Regions from separate parts of the Mus musculus genome. Here region 1 is linked to region 2. A link is a loop called in an ENCODE intact Hi-C map of the cell type or tissue named here. Cell type or tissue: heart. All regions are shown on one strand. Links, peaks and the distances in the headings refer to the core of each region. The heading gives the core; the rest is flanking DNA.

What was found. A loop is a pair of places that touch in the nucleus more often than their neighbours do. Peaks named below come from ENCODE experiments on the same cell type or tissue, not always from the same donor. Only the 100,000 strongest peaks of a DNase experiment are listed, where the experiment ranks them.
Region 1: a loop joins it to region 2, with 2.1 times the contacts of the local background. A loop is called at or near these places in 3 of 42 quality-filtered maps.

Annotation. Positions count from the first base shown.
Region 1 is chr13:67,725,992-67,734,078 of GRCm38, forward strand. Zfp65 (zinc finger protein 65) reads right to left here and starts at 3,182. Exons shown (of 4, transcript NM_145622.2): 1 at 3,070-3,182. The coding sequence starts at 3,075. It overlaps Zfp85os (zinc finger protein 85, opposite strand), which reads left to right and starts at 3,271. Exons shown (of 3, transcript NR_027969.1): 1 at 3,271-3,711. In heart, for the core only: a CTCF peak has its summit at 3,686 (motif pointing right); DNase peaks (open chromatin) are centred at 2,920 and 3,200; H3K4me3 peaks cover 1,266 bases; H3K27ac peaks cover 909 bases.
Region 2 is chr13:67,302,705-67,310,791 of GRCm38, forward strand. Zfp457 (zinc finger protein 457) reads right to left here and starts at 3,708. Exons shown (of 4, transcript NM_001003666.2): 1 at 3,646-3,708. The coding sequence starts at 3,651. In heart, for the core only: no CTCF peak of the experiment used is centred there; a DNase peak (open chromatin) is centred at 3,787; H3K4me3 peaks cover 1,524 bases; H3K27ac peaks cover 1,186 bases.

The DNA.
Region 1 (8,087 bases), core at 2,385-4,884, 420 kb after region 2:
GAAGAGCTCGTAGACAATATAATCACAGTATATTAACAAGGTATGAATAGGAAATTTAGCAATAAGTGGAGTCACTGTGGGAATCTACACAGACCCAAGACTGTCTCAGAGGCTCCACAAAAGGACAATGGGAACTTTAGTTTTCTGTCTTCAGCCAGGAGTGGACTTCGCCAGGCAAATCTGACACAGGATACAGTGCCATGAAGGAGTCAATGTTGCAGTTATAGGGGGATCCAACACTTCTCCTGCAACTGGGGATATCTGCCCTAAGGCAGCTGTTTCTGAGGTACCCTGTGCTCTCATTACCATCCGTGTGTGATTCATCTCTGCATGGACTCCTAGAGTAGCACCCACTTCCTCATTCCCAAGCCTCTCACCTGTGTCTCTAAAAGGTTCAAGCCAGGTTTCTCCACTATGTTCCCAGGAGAGTCGCTGCCCGTCTCTGTGTGTACTAACAAGCATCCTCATCTGTTGTTATCAGCCTCTTTCCTGCCTTTCCTCTCTTTGTTCTGTGCTCACAAATCTAACATCATCCATGTTTTCACTAATGACCATATTGCGTGCTGTAACATCACTGAATAATATCACAAATTAAGCAGTGAATTGAGGAGCAAAACAGAGAGAAACTGTACCGCAATTCCCTAAGTCTTTTACTTTTATGATGTCACTAAAAACTCATTCAAACTAAAGACATGCACTTGTAACCACATTAAGATGACCTCAAAATTACCAAAAAGAAGAATATAAAGAAAAATAATGTATTTGGGTTAAGGAATATAGAGCTGTTTCATAATGGAAAAAAATAAAGGAAGCTGTTTTAAGTCAGACACACAAAACTAATAAAACAACAATCACTTTTGCAGCATGTGGCTGACTGGTGGTCATGCCTGTATTTTTTTCCTAAAAACCATATGACTAGATTTCATTAAAAAAAAAAACAACAACAACAACAATATAAAAGATCATGCTGGCATTTGCCCTTAGTATACTACAAGATATCATAAGATAGAAAGGTTCCCTATGCACAAGGGTAAGTACGCTTAACAATGAAAATGGCCGTCTTAGCAAAATCAACCTACAAATTCAATGCACTTCTCACCAAAATTCCCACGTAATTCTTTACAGATCTTTAAAGAACAATTCTCAATTTGATAATTATATATATATATATATATATATATATATATATATATATATATAAAGGCCCATGTTGCTGTACCATCAATACATTGTAAGGAATGTGTTTTGATGTACAAGGCAGGATTCTGACTTCACATACTCCTATATTTTTCCTAAAGATTAGCAACATTAACTAGGAAATGTCTATTAATCTAGATAGGGTTGCAAACTCATTGAAAATCCCAGTAGATAGGACGGAGTTGTCTGAAGCCCATACTTCCTTAGAGTCAGCTTCAATGCCATGAGCCAGGCTCACTAATTCTTGATTTGACTGAAGAGTGACAATATAAGCAAGATCACCTGAGATAGGGGGAGGGGCTGTGGAGGAGAAACCCTGAAAAAGCAAACACAAAAACAAAAAAAAAAAATGAGTGTCTGACTGTGAATGCAAAACTCTTGTAAGGGGTCTGTGTGTGCAGAGACTGGTGGCCCATGTGGAAGTTCACGGAGGGGCAGAGCCTGGAATTCTGCAGGTTCAGGGTTGGCTGCCTTACCTTGGGCTGGTTTTCTCTTCAAGGGCAGTCATTACCTTACTCTGTAGTGGACCACACAGCTTGTGACAATAGTTTAAAAGAAACTCCCAGAATCCACTGACTAGGCAGAACATGAGCTTCTATCAGTCCAAAAGCTAAAATCTCATCAAATGGTATCTTTGGTGAATAGAACATCTCCCATGTCTCACAGTACATACCTCTATCAGACTCACATCAATGTATTTTAAAATTTACTTGGCTAATGACATTATTTGTTCTGTAAAACCATGAAACTGCTTCCAAGTTGGAGTATGGAATTTTCACTAAACTAAATCTGTCTTCTCAGATCATGGCCAATTAAATGGCTCTGGGCTAAACTATTCTCTTAACCCTTCAAGAGGAGAACTGTGCATTTTGCATGAACAGGAACCTACTATGTGTAAACCTTAAGACCCCCAAGTGTGCTACAGCTTTTGAAATTTATCTTACAGTCTCTCAAAGACAGTACAAAAACTTGGGGAATCCTTTCTAGAACTATCCAGGAAGCATCAGTAAACCAGAAAGCCACATTGAGGGACAGAGTACTTTTAGAAGAGATTAGTCACTGCTGATAATGTGAACAGACAGAAGTAAATCATGTGGTAAGAGAACAATGTTCAGAGCCTGGCCTATTAGCAGAGATATTTTCTCCCTTCCCTTTCAGGCATTCCAGCCCCTCCCTGCGATCTTTCTCTCATCACACAAGTGTACTATCCTATCAGAAATGCAGTCCAAATTTTGAAAAAATAAATATACTCAGATAGTATTATTGGGGCACTGCTGTCTAGTGATTTTAAGCTTAAGTGTAAAATCCATAATTATTTGGATTGTGCCAACATAAGTTCAAAACAATTCCAAGATTATTCTGTAGCTACATAGCCTTGTATTGTGACGACTCAGGTCACAGAGGTGTACATTAGGAATTCCTACTCAACCCGAGGCATCCATAAATCTAACAATTCATTCCAAAAGAAAAGAAACTAACATCCCACACAACAGTCGCCCTCACAAGACTCTCTGTCCCTGGAACTTCCGGAAGTTCTGTAAGTGCTGGGACTCAGACTACAATCACATGAGTAAGGGTCAGCTAGGCAGAGCAAAGTAGAATGCTCCCTTCAGCATCTCCGCACAGGCAGTCAGCAGACCCAGCCTGCCCTTGCCATCCCCTTGTCTCTAACATTCTTCCCGGCCAATCCTGCTCCTAGGGGCAGTGGCCCATCCTAGGTCAACACAGTACCTCCAGGTCGGCGGCCCCCTCGCCCCCCGCCCCCCCCCCCCCCCCGTCTCCCAACCAGCCTGAGCCAGCTCCCTCCGCGCCTGACCCGCCATCCTGCACAGTCCCTCAGATCTGTACGACCGCACTGCTCCCTGCACCAACCTCCATGTCAGGGATCCAAACCCAAGACACTCGATTAACTTTGGGGAGAAGCAAGGTTTAAGAACGAATCCGGAAGTTTGGTACCAACGGCCCCTTCTGGAGTCGTCATAATTGTTGGGACTACATCTCCCACAAATCAGTGTAAAGGACTTCCAGGAACACACCAAAGGAGTTCGGTGCACTGCCTGGGTACCTGCCTAAGTGTGAGCAAGTGAAATTGGAAAGAAACAGGCACATGGGCAGCCACAGGGCATTCGGGCTCTTTTGAAGTGCTGTGGTCTCAGCAAGGGATGTTAGCCTGTGAGTCGAGCCTTTCTCAGTAATGTTAATTATACATGCTAGTTATTTCTGCTAAAACGTGATTTTAAAGCTCAAATCTACTTATGAAATCATACTAACACATGGGAAATCATGCTTTCATGGTCTGCTTTACTTAAAAATAAGGAAGCAGGAAGGTAATGTAGGACTGAGCATTTCTTTAATGAAACCACGCTTGGTGATCCCGCCTGACATGCAGCATCTCAGGTGCTTAAGACAGAAGAACAGGAAATCAAAACTAGTCACCACCGGGTGTTCTCTGAGCACAGGCTTTCCTCCTCCCCATCTCCCAGCAGGAGGCGCAGAGCTCCTGGGATCACACTGGTGAGTCTACTGACTTTTGGTACACTGTGCACTATAGGATTTCCCTTGTTCCCTTTGATGTTCCTTATAGAATTTCCTCTCTCTCCTGATCATGCCATCATTCATGTTTCAGACTATTTAATATTTGGTATCTGTCTTGAACTTCCCTCACTTCTTTAGGAAAGTTTATTCCTGTGCAGTTCATGCTTGAGACAAAGGTATGAACCCCATCCATCACAAGGAAGATTTCATGTTTCTGTGATGCATTCTGATTCACAGGGAAACTGATTCAGAACAGAGACTATGTGAAGTTCCTATCAATTCTTGTATTCCAGGCAGTGTGTTAACCCAGGGATACAGCTCCACTTAGAGAAACTAGAGTCAAGCAGTACATTCACCTGAACACTTGATTGGCATGTCTGTTTAGAATGAGGTCATGACTAGTCTGTACTCCTCCTGAATGCTGCAGTGAAGGGCACTGTCATCAACCATAAGGCCTTAGCATTTCTGGACATGTCTAGGATTCCAGTGTACATGTGCATGTGCGTGTGTGTGCATGTATGTTTGTGTCTGTTACATGTAAACCTACCTGAGAGGGCACTGACTCCTCTGGGAGGTGCTGATCTGTGAGGATGCAGCATTCACCCTCAACTGTTCTGCAGTTTCCATTTCCTCCTAGTGGGATTGGTTAATTCAAGAGGAAGAGGAGGAACTAATATGGTATAGGAACAAAACGAACATGCAGAACCTAACTGAACATACAGGAAGCCCCATTTAGCATGATATTAGGGGCCCAGGCATACTTAGGGAGAGTTTACCACAGTCTGATTCTCAGGCCTTATATGTTTCCTTAGACCATGTTGGCAGTTTCAACTTTATCAGACATACTATCATTTTATAAAAACTTGATTATTTTAGTTTCACCCATACAAACATTCTGGATTAGCTGTGAGATTTGACCAAATTCCTCTAAAATCTATGTTCACTTACAGTAAGCGAAGGAGATTGTTATGTAGTTGAGAGTAGGTAATATTCTTACAGAGCATGAGTTTGTTTTCTAATAATACTGTCCTTGCCCAGGTGACTATGGCATGAGAGAAGGTTCCTGCACAAACGTGGACAAAAGAACGTATGCTAAAAGAAGGAACATTCATAATGTCCATTTGCCAGAGATCCTTAGGTCTGAGTCCTCTGAGATTAACTCCCGTAGGCAAAGAATGATGGGTTTCTGGACAAATGGCTCTTGCCTGACAGCCTGTCTTGTTAAACTACTTGATAGCATAATGCTTCTGCTTGCTCTAAGCTGTACAAATATAAGGTTGTATAGCAAGATCAGCTAGCCAATTGCCTTCTGTCAAGGGCCCAGATAAATGCGTGTCCATAAATGACTTATAAAAAACACAGGGAGGTTCTGTTTTGAAATAAAAGTTGTAACTTAAATAAAAGTGAAGATATGGTAGCTTTGTTTAGAACCAGAGTAGCGGTTTCAATAGCTGGGAAAAGATTAACTACATATTGTGAATCAAAGTAGAGATTAAAAGGACAGCTTTGCAACTTAGTAAAGGCAAAAATCACAGCGATTAGTGCAGGAGTTTCAGGGGGTTCCACTAATGATGAAAGAAAGAAAACTAAATTCAAGAGTTTAAAGCCCTAGCCAGAAAGTTTATTCAAGGTCCATGTCTCATGTGGCTTGCTAGTTAGGAGGGCTTTTTTGGGCTTAGAGCAAAGAACAAAGGCTGTAAAGTCATCCCAGGAACCAACTATCCATTGAGATAAGAAAGGCACGAAAGGACAATCTCTGGACAAGCTAAAGATAGTAATGGACCACCTGCTGATATGGTTTGGGTTTTAGCCAGATGTCCTGCCGACCAAGATAAACACCTTCCCTTTAGAGTTACTATCACATACTGGTCTCTGATGTTTAAATTGCCCATTTGTGTGTAACTGCGCCGATTCCTCCCCCAGTTCCAGACCCTTTTTCTACAAAAACCTCTAGCTTTCGAGCCTAGTGGCCAATATCTGTTACCTCCTGTGTGAGATGCATGTCAGTCCTGAGCTCCGTCATTAAACTACTTCGTGTGTTTACATCAAGACGGTCATTTTCGTGATTTTTGGTTCCACGCCGAATCATGAACAGAGTGTGGGTTTCCCCACTAGGTTCTTTCAGTGATAGCTACAGGCTTGCCTTTTGCAGATCCGTCAGTAAAAGCTAAAGCTGCACTGGGCAAGTGATCAACAGAATACTAAAATGGAAAGGTAATCCATAGAGTTTTCAAAAATCATAACAAAGGATGACTGGACAAATGGTGTAAACTCTGGCCTGTAAAGCTAATTCACACAATCTGCCAATCTTCTGAATGTAAAAGAACTTCAGTCAGTTGTTCATTGTTATACCCATTACTTCCTTACTGCACCTGAACCCTTTGGAAATCATGTGAGTCACCAGAGTAATCTAGGAGTGACAGGTTGATGGATAGACTCCAAAGGACCATCTTGCCATAACCCTCCTGTAGGGGTATGAACAGTAGTCAGTACTATAAAGCCCCATGCATCATCAAGTTTTGGGATTGTTTGTTTGTTTGGTTGGTTGGTTGGGTTTTTGGTTTTTTGAGACAGGGTTTCTCTGTGTAGCCTTGGCTGTCCTGGAACTCACTCTGTAGACCAGGCTGGCCTCGAACTCAGACATCTGCCTTCCTCTGCCTCCTGAGTGCTGGGATTAAAGGCGTGCAGCACCACGCCCGGCTCACATCATCAAGTTTTATCCTCTGTAGTTGTTGTTTATTTGTAGCCTCCCTCAGCCTTGAAGCAGGCTGATCCATACTTTGACCTTGTTGCCACTAAGAAGGAGATTACCTAGGGTAGAGCCTTCTGACCTTGATGGCTCTATTTGCTTTTTTACAAGGCTCTGCTTCCTGCTGAAAGGTCCTTGAGATATTCCGGAGATCTCCTAAGGGCTGGCTCCAGGCACCAAGAATGGGCTGGCGGGGGATGGGCCTACACTATTTATAAGCACGGACTCTCAGTAAACTTCAGAGGCTTTGAACAGAAAGGTTTGTCTTGGCCTTGCTCTTTTCGCTGTCTGATCTCTTTCAGCCCCAGCCCGCCTTTCCGGGGAGCCCAGTTCACATGGCCATAGGCGGCTACATTTATTAATAGCCTGTTCCATAATTATTAATGCATTTTTGCTTCCTCAGTTCAGAAGTGAGAAGGTTGGGGGTTAGAGTCACCTTTAAGTATGTCAAATAAGACTTAAGCTCCTCAGTGGTTAATTTAAGAAAAGGAAAAATCCAATTAATTTCCCCTAAATTTCTTTGAAAGTCACTTCATGAGTTACTTTAAATGTTACTTTGCTTTTATAAAGCTTTAAAAGTTGATGGGCCACAGTCTCTGAATAATTAACTCTTCCCAAAAGTTCCGTAACATTACGACTGAGAAAGTGGAATACAGCATGAAAAAACATGTTAGAACACATATAGAATGACTTTGGAAACATGATGTAATTATAATTTTAGTTTGAACATAAACGTCACATGCTTTGCTCTGTACATTTGATGATTACACGAATCTGTTCATTTTAAAGAGTCCATACATCTTTCTGTGTCTTAAAGCACTGAAAGACCTCCGAAGGGAGACCCTCACTCAAGTCTTGGTATAATAGCGGACCCCCAAGAACTCACGAGAGACCAAGCTTGATGCAAACCACAGGAGGCTTTATTCAGGGAAAGCCAGAGCTCTGGGGATGACTCGTATTCCACACAGGGGTAGAGGAGTCGATCCTAAGGGGAAAGGGGTCCCAGTTTTTATAGGCCCTCAGGGGGGGAAGAAAAAGGGGGAAGTAGGGGATTTCCAGATCTAAACAATGTTTCTCAAGAAATGGGAATGGGAGGGAAACAAGGAAAGAGTCTAATGCAGGTGTAGTAACTCCGGATTGGCCTCAGCTGTGGTTGCTGGGGAGATTTTCCGACTCTATCCCAGCAACCAATATCACAAACACCTGGCAGTGAGGTGCAGCAGAGGGCACACACCTGAGTTCAAGGAATGGCCAGAACATTGGCATACACATGGGTTCAAGGAGCCACCAGAGCATTGTGCACCTCTATTTTTCTAGATCAGTGAAGCTACATCTACTAACAATAAAATCTGTTTTGCCAATTTCAGGGCTTCTATGACCTTTTACATTCTGTCAGGATCTTTCAGCACCAGTACATGGAGTGTACTCAGTAAAGCGTGAGGACCTGCACCCTGATCCATCTGGCTTATTTTTACATAGATTCTGGAAAGAGGAGAACAAGGGAAAACAGACTTAGAATTGGCATGGGACCAGACACCTTTCACATCAACATTTCTATGTAAGATAATGACTATGGAGGACACTATGACAGATAACTGTGTAACAT
Region 2 (8,087 bases), core at 2,590-5,089:
TTCATCCAAAGGCTGCTAGTGGAAGACTGACTTCCAGGCAACTAGGGTGAGAGTCTTAAGCTCACACCCACAGTGACACACCTACTCCTACCAGGTCACACCAATTCCAACAAGGCCACACCTCTAAATGGTGCCACTCCCTGGTGCAAGAATATACAAACCATCACACCCACCCCTTGCCTAATGACCACCAATGCAGAGGGGGAGCAGAAGTTAAGTTTATGATATGACTCCCAGCACCAGCCGATTATGTTAAAGGCCACAGGAGCTTTCCAATTAGATGTTTGCACATGTATTCCCTGCTTGCTGCTTACTATAAAGCTTTGCCCCGTAGACATCCCCCCCCCAAAAAAATCTGTCCTGCATGATGGTGGTGCACTGGGGAGGGGGGGTGCACCTCAGCCAGCTCGAGTAGAATAAAGACCCTGCTGTGAGTTGCATCAGATTGGCTCCTGTGTGTTTTTGGGGATCACTAACATTTCCATGGCACAAAAGACTGACTGAAATATTTTAACTTAAAAGCAGAAACTGACAGCAACCTATGCATCTCGGGGTTATTCATTTCTTGTTTTGATGCCCATCAAAATCAGCACAAATAAGGTTTTTGTATTCATTTCATGACCTTTGACATGTACACAACTATCACCAGGAACTGAATGACATCACCCAACACAGGACACTTCAAAGTTTTCCATAAATGACTTATCAAACGTGACAAGGTTCCTGCCTGGCTTTGTTAAAATCAGTGAGTCCTTCATTCATATCATCACTCACAGTAACATTAGGATGAAATGAAAAGAGCCTTCGAGGAAAAAGTCAGGACTGCACAGCATAGGAGACTGACTCCTCCTGGAGGAAGAAGAGGGTATTCCACCAGGACACATTACTGCATGGATGTCGGTGATACCAGATTTGATGGATAGTGGTAGATGTGGTGGTCATTTTCCATTTGCAGAGTGTCAAGTTGTTCAGGAAAAATTCAGGTAAAATTAGAAATCCCCATGAGGTCATGACAGGAAAAAAAAACAGAAGAATATGCAACAATAACTAATCTTTCCTGAAAATCAGAGGAAGAGTCAAGTCAGGCAAAGAGGAGAACCTTTCCCCACATGGTAAATGGAAACAAGTTCCTAATCTCCAACATTAACAAAAGGATGCTAGTGAAAATGTGGATTTAAGATTTCAAGTACGTCCCATAGAACTTCTTAAAGCACATTTGTAACATCTTTATTTTTTTTTCCATTTTTTATTAGGTATTTAGCTCATTTACATTTCCAATGCTATACCATGTAACATCTTTATAATTAGAAGATGTCAATTGGATGGATTTCTGTCCGGTCCCTGGTGCTCAGAAGTGAAAGGAACATGAAGAAGTTATTATAACACCCAAAGAACAACATTTTAAGAATCTTTTTAATATGCAGAGTCTCACGTAGCCTAGGCTCCCTTGAGTTGGCTATGAAGGAGAGGATGACTTTGAATTCCAGGACTCCTGACTCCTCCTCAAAACACAGAGATGACAGAAATGAATCATAGAATATACTTAAGTTCACTCTTCAATAATTAGGCTGTTTGATTTTAAATACATATAAATAAATATTTGGTGCCTGTAAGTTATATGTGACGATGCTCATGTACTCTTTCTATATTATAAGGACTGTGTTTTGTTGCACAAGGCAGCACACAATTCCCAATTGATAAACTGTTATATGTAACATTAACTAGGAAGTGTCTATTTATTCTAGATATGGTTGCAAACTCATTGAAAATTCCAGTAGCTAGGACAAGGTGGTCTGAAGCCCATGCTTCCTGACAGTAGACTTGAATGCTGTAGGTCAGGCTCCAGCTCTGGCTCACAAACACTTGGTTTGACTGAAGAGTGATAATATAAGCAAGATCCCCTGAGATAGGGGGAGCGGCTGTGGAGGAGAAATCTTGAAACACACACACACACACACACACACACACACACACACACACACACACACACACACACTAAAATCTGTGTGTATTCTGTGAATGCAAAACTCTTGTAAGGAGTCTGTGGGTGCAGAGTCTGATGGCCCACGTGTAAGTTCACCGAGGGGCAGAGCCTGGAATTCTGCAGGTTCAGGGTTAGCTGTCTTACCTTGGGCTGGTTTTACCTTCAGGGTCAGTCCTTGCCTCACTCTATAGTGGACCACATAGCTTATGACAATAGATAAAAACCTCCCAGAATCCACTGACAAGGGAGAACATAAGTTTCTATGAATCCAAAAGCTAAAATCTCAGCAGATGGTATCTTAGGTGAATAGAATATCTCCCATATATCGTAGTACATGCTTCTATCGACTCACACCAAAGTATTTTAAATTTTCCTTGGTTAATGACATTCTTTGTTCTGTAAAACCATGAAACTGATTCCATGTTGGAGCATAGAATTTGGATTAAAGTAAATCTGTGTTCTCAGATCAAGGCTATTCAAATGGCTCTGGACTAAACTATTCTCTTAACCCTTCAGGAGGAGAACTATGCATAGACAGGAACCTATGTGAAAAATCATTAGACCCCAAATGTATAACAGCTTTCCAAATTTATATTCCAGCTGTTCCAAAGCAGTTGAAAAACTTGGGGAATTCTTCCTAAAACTATTAAAGGTGCCTCAGTAAACCTGAATGTCACATTGAGGGACAGAAAATTTAATATTTAAGACAGTTAAATTTAGGACAGTTCAGACGCTGCTGACAATGTGAAGAGACAGAAGAAAATCATGTGATAAGAAAACATAGTACAATGTACAGAGCCTGGCAGATTAGAGAGCAATGTACAGAGCCTGGCAGATTAGAGAACAATTTACAGAGCCTGGCAGATGAGCAGAGCCATTTTCCTCTTCCCTTTCAGACTTTCCAGCCCCACCCAGCAATCTCTCATCACACCAAGTCGTCTCTCATCTGAAAAGAAGTCCAAATTTGGACAGAACACATACTCAGAACCGTTGAGGTACTGCTGTCTAGCGATTTTAATTTGATGTGCAAAATCCATAATTATCTGGATTGGGCAAACATAGGTTCATACCAATTACAAGATTATTCTGTGGCTACATAGCCATGTATTGTGATGATTCAAGTCACAGAGATGTCTATTGGAAATTCCCACTCTAACCAAGGCATCCATAAATCTAACAATTCATTCCAAAGGAAAAGTAACTAACAACCCACACAACAATCACCGTCACAGGACTCTCTGTCCCTAGACACTAGGACCTTTGGGAAGCTGTGTGAGCTCAAACCAGGAGTAATCTCTAGGACATAAAGTATATGGGGCGCTAGATGTCCACGTGTTCTGTATGTCCTAAGAATCTGACAACCACCACAGGAGAACCCGTCAGCTAGGCAGAGCACGTTTCCCCAGCAAAGATGCGTGAGCTCCCGTCAGCATCTCAGGCACAGGCAGTGAGCAGACCCTGCCTGCCCTTGCCATCCTGCTGTTTCCAACCTTCTCCTCTTCAAACCTGTGCCCAGGGACAGTGGCCCAGCCTAGGTCAGCACAGCACCTCAAGGTCAGCAGCTTCCTGTCTCACAAGCCCAAGTTGGCACTCTCTGTGCCCTATCCGCCACCCTGCACAGTCCTTCAGATCTGCAAGATGGTGCTGTTCCCTGCACCAACCTCCATGGCAGAAATCCAAATGCAGCGCTCAACAGGACAGCTGCACAAATTTGAGAAGAAGCGAAGTTTGAAGAAAGAATACGGAATTTTGTTGCTGACAGCTCTTTCTGATGACGTCACAGGCGATGGGACTACATTTCCCACAAGTCAGTTGGAAGGACTTCCGGGAACCCACTGAAGAGCTTTTGTACACTGCCTGGATTACAGTCCACTGAGAGCAGCTGCACATGGGCATGCACATGGAATTTGGGCTCTTTTAAAATCCTTGGTCATGGCACGAAATGTTTGCCTGTAAGATGAGCCTTTCACAGTAATCACGTTCATCACGTTTCCATGTTATCTCTGCTACAACTCTGATCTATGTATAGAATCATTCACGAATGAAAAATTCATGCTTTCATGATCTGCTTTATTTAAGAATGTGGAAGCAGGAAGTTAATGTAGGAGTGAGCATTATCTCTTTACGATTCTATTGAAACCATCTTAGTCGCTTAAGATAGAAGAATTGGAGATCAAATCTAGTCACCAGCAGATGTTTTCTTAGTACAGGCTTTCCTGTCTCCCAAGGGGAGGGGCAGAGTTCCTGGGATCACAATGGTGTGTGTACTGACTGTCGAGCCATTGTGCACTTACAGGATTTCCCTTTGCCTTAGGTTTGATGTTTCTTATTGATTTTCCTGTCTCTGCACTGATCCTGTCATCGGTCATATTTGAAAATATTTGAACATTAGTGTTATCTGTCTTGAACTTCCCTCCCTTCTAAATAGAACACTTGAGTGTTTTCTCCTTGAATACAAAGGTATCAGATATATGTTCATATTACTGTCAAATAAGTCACTGTAATAAAGAAGTTACACTGGAAACATGCAGGATTGAGAATCCCTACCTTTTCATGGGAAGGTTTATTCCTGTGTAGTTCATACTTGAGTCAAAGTTACAAACTCCATTACAGAAAAGGCTTCATACTTCCCGGAATCCTAATGATCCAAAAGGAACCCGTTTCAGCGCAAAGACTGTGCAGAGTCCCTATTCTTTTTCAGGAGTATGTTTATCCAGAGATGCAGATCATTTGCTCACTCAGAGAAACTAGAGGCAAGGAGCAGTACGTGTGTGTACCTGTGCTTGATTGGCAAGCATCATGACTGGTCTGTCCTCCTCCTGAATGCTGCAGTGAAGGGCATTGTCAGAAGCCACAAAAGTTATTATTTCTCAGCATAGCTAGTTTTCCAATATGTGTTATGTGTTGAGGTCTGGTCTGTTGCTATGTATGTAATGCTAAATTCTATACCCGAAGATCTAAGCCTACCACAGACTTCTCACATTTACAAGGTTCTGTTGTGCAAACCTTGTTCCTTGATTTAATACTATTAGTTAAATCAAATTGGCTACAGCCAATTACTGGAGAAATTACAGGTAGGTGGGTTTTGAGTTACCTGGTAGAGGGTCGAGAAGAGAGAGAGAAGGAAGAGAGACCAGGAAAAGGAGGAAGAATGGGGAAAGAGGACAAAGATGCCATGTCTCAAAGATGAGACATGGCCATGAGAAACAGCAAGTATCTGGGGTATACCATCGGGAAGAAAGGAGGACACCAGGATAGCAGTTAGAAGAATAAATGAGGGCTGCCCTCCCCAGTAATTGTCAAAGCCAATGGAAATAACCATAGTCTGAGTCTTATTTATTTGTAAGCTAGTCAAGGGTAAGCTTAAATTAGTTGTGTGTATGGTATATGTATACATGTATGTTTGTGTCTTTTCATGCACACATTTGTAAGAGGGTAGTCATTCACATGAGATGTGTTCATCCGTGAGGATGCAGCATCCATTTACAAGTCTTCTGCAGTCTCCATTTCTGTGCATTGTGGCTGTATAATTCAATAGGAGGAGGAGTTACGGTGGTGTAGTCACAACCTGAACATATCATCAAAGAGGAGCCTCATTCAGCAGAATATTAGGAACCCAGGCATAGTTATGGAAAAGTCTACTGGAGCCAGAGTCTCAGGACTAATATGTTTGTTTAGACCATGATCCCAGTTTTAAGTTTACTGCCTACTATCATTTTTTTACATCTTGACCATTTAATTTTCTCTCTTTGAAACATACTCTAGTAGGTTCTATTTTTTGCAAAATCACTTTAAAATCTATGCTTACAGGCTAAAGAGATTGTTCCATGGCTAAGAGTAATTAATGTCTTATAGAATATGAGTTTGTTTTCTAACAGGCACATGATGACTCTCAAGCACATACAAGCAGCAGTTCTAGAGGATCAGATACCATATTTTGACACCACGAGGCTCATAAATCATCACGAATCTATTGTAGAATAGATACACACACACACACACACACACACACAAGCTTCTAGCAAAGTAAAATAAAATATTTAATTAAATAAACTTACACTGTTTATGATGCTACATACAATCAATTCCGTTAGTTATTGGTCAGAGAGAGTTGGATCTCTCAGTTGGAGACACCTGGTTTATAGAGTGGATTTCGGATATGTCAGTGCTATAGAGAGAAACCCTGTCTGGAACAAGAATAATAATAAGAAGAAGTAAAACAAAGGTTTCATGTTTAGGAAAAAAAATGATCTTTAAAAGGAATATTCTTTTATATGTATATATATATATATATGTATACATAAATGAATAAAAACTATCAGTTTTCATTTACAAGTTAGACCCATTTGTCAGTCATAAGCAAAAATCCACTGAAATACATTCCTTGCTAGAGCAGTTCTCAATACTCATTAGGTTTACCATCCTGAGCCTGTACCAATTCCCTCAATACATTACAGGTCCTGTCATTAACTACATCCCTTACAGGAAGGTACATGAGATGTGTAGATACTTCCATACCTTCTTGGAAGACATACTGAGCTGATTACATAACAAATGGTGACTTCATAGAAGTTTGATCACTGAACATCACTATATGACTTTATAATACATCCACATACTTCTCTTATTCCTCTTCATAAAATGTAATGATTGTACTATCTATTGGTGTATATGGCAAAGTTTACTTTAATGAACATGTGTCTTTTGTCTATCTTCACACCTCTGTGGTGGTTATTTTATCTTGTTTAAACTCATCTACATGTGCATTCAGGCTCTACCCACTCCTCCAGCTCATCGAGGGATATCTCAGTTTCCTTGCCAAACAAAGCAAGGTTCACTTTTCCAGTTATGCAAAGCCCAACAGTGGCCAGAGGTCTCCCCAAATAACCATTAATCTTTGTACTACTTCATAGACTTGTCTAAAGGCTTATCCCATAAAGTTCACTTTTAGCCAAGGTTCCCTCTATCCAGATTACCATATCATCTCTCTCAAGTCAGTAAATATTTACCTGCACACTCTCGGTTTAGCAATCCACCTGGTTAATTGTAAGTTGCAGTCAGGGAGTTTTCAGATGACGGTGAAGGGAAAATATACCTCTCAGGGGACAAGGGGGTTGTGCCAACCTGTATGTTTTCATTATGGTTTTTTTTTGGCTGTGAAGAGACACCACGACCAAGGCAACTCTTACAAGGCAAACATTTAATATTGGCTATCTTGTATTTCAGGAGTTAACTCCATTATTATCATGGTGGAAAGTATGGCATCATGAAGGCAGACATGATGCCCGAGAAGGAGCTACATCTTGATCCAAAGGCAATAGACTTATGGGAGCTTATATCCCATATTGGGGATAGGTGGCGGGACTTGAAAATATATATATATCCTGGAGCCTGCCTCAACAGTGACACACTTCCTCTAAAAGTCCACACCGACTCCAATAAGGCTCCAGTCCTAGAAGTGAAACTCCCTCTGGGCCAAATGTTTAACCACATGAGATTATGGGGGCAAAACTTCTACAAACTATCACATACCAGGCCCTGGCCCCCATAGTTGTATGGCCATAACATAATGGAGAATGCATTTCATCAATCTTGAAAAGTCTCCATAGTCTATCACCATGTCAACAATGTTTAAAAGCAAATTTCAAAGTCTGCATCATCTGGGATCCACAATCTGGGCTCTTCCAAAGAATTCAGTTCAATTCTCCAGCTTTGTGATCTCTAGCCCTTTAGATTCTGGCTGGCTCCACTCCATTTGTACTTCAGTTGTTAGTGGTCATACTATGGTGCTGACATCTTCCACTACAATTAGGCTACAATTTCACCAATAGCCTTTCATAGACTCTCCTCATGGTGACATGCATCAACTCTTTTGCATGACCCCCTCAGTCCTGGGCTTTCAACTTCCCATGAGGCTACAACTCCACCAATGGCCCTTCCCTCTCTCAGTGCCAACCCTCAGTTATTCTTCAGGATTCCTTCATTCATTCAAAGCCAGTACCATCTGAGGGATTATTACACATCACTAAGTCTGGCTGCCAGAATGTGATCTCTCTCTGGAACACAGTTTAACGAGTTTCCTGTTTTCAATGATTTCCTTTAC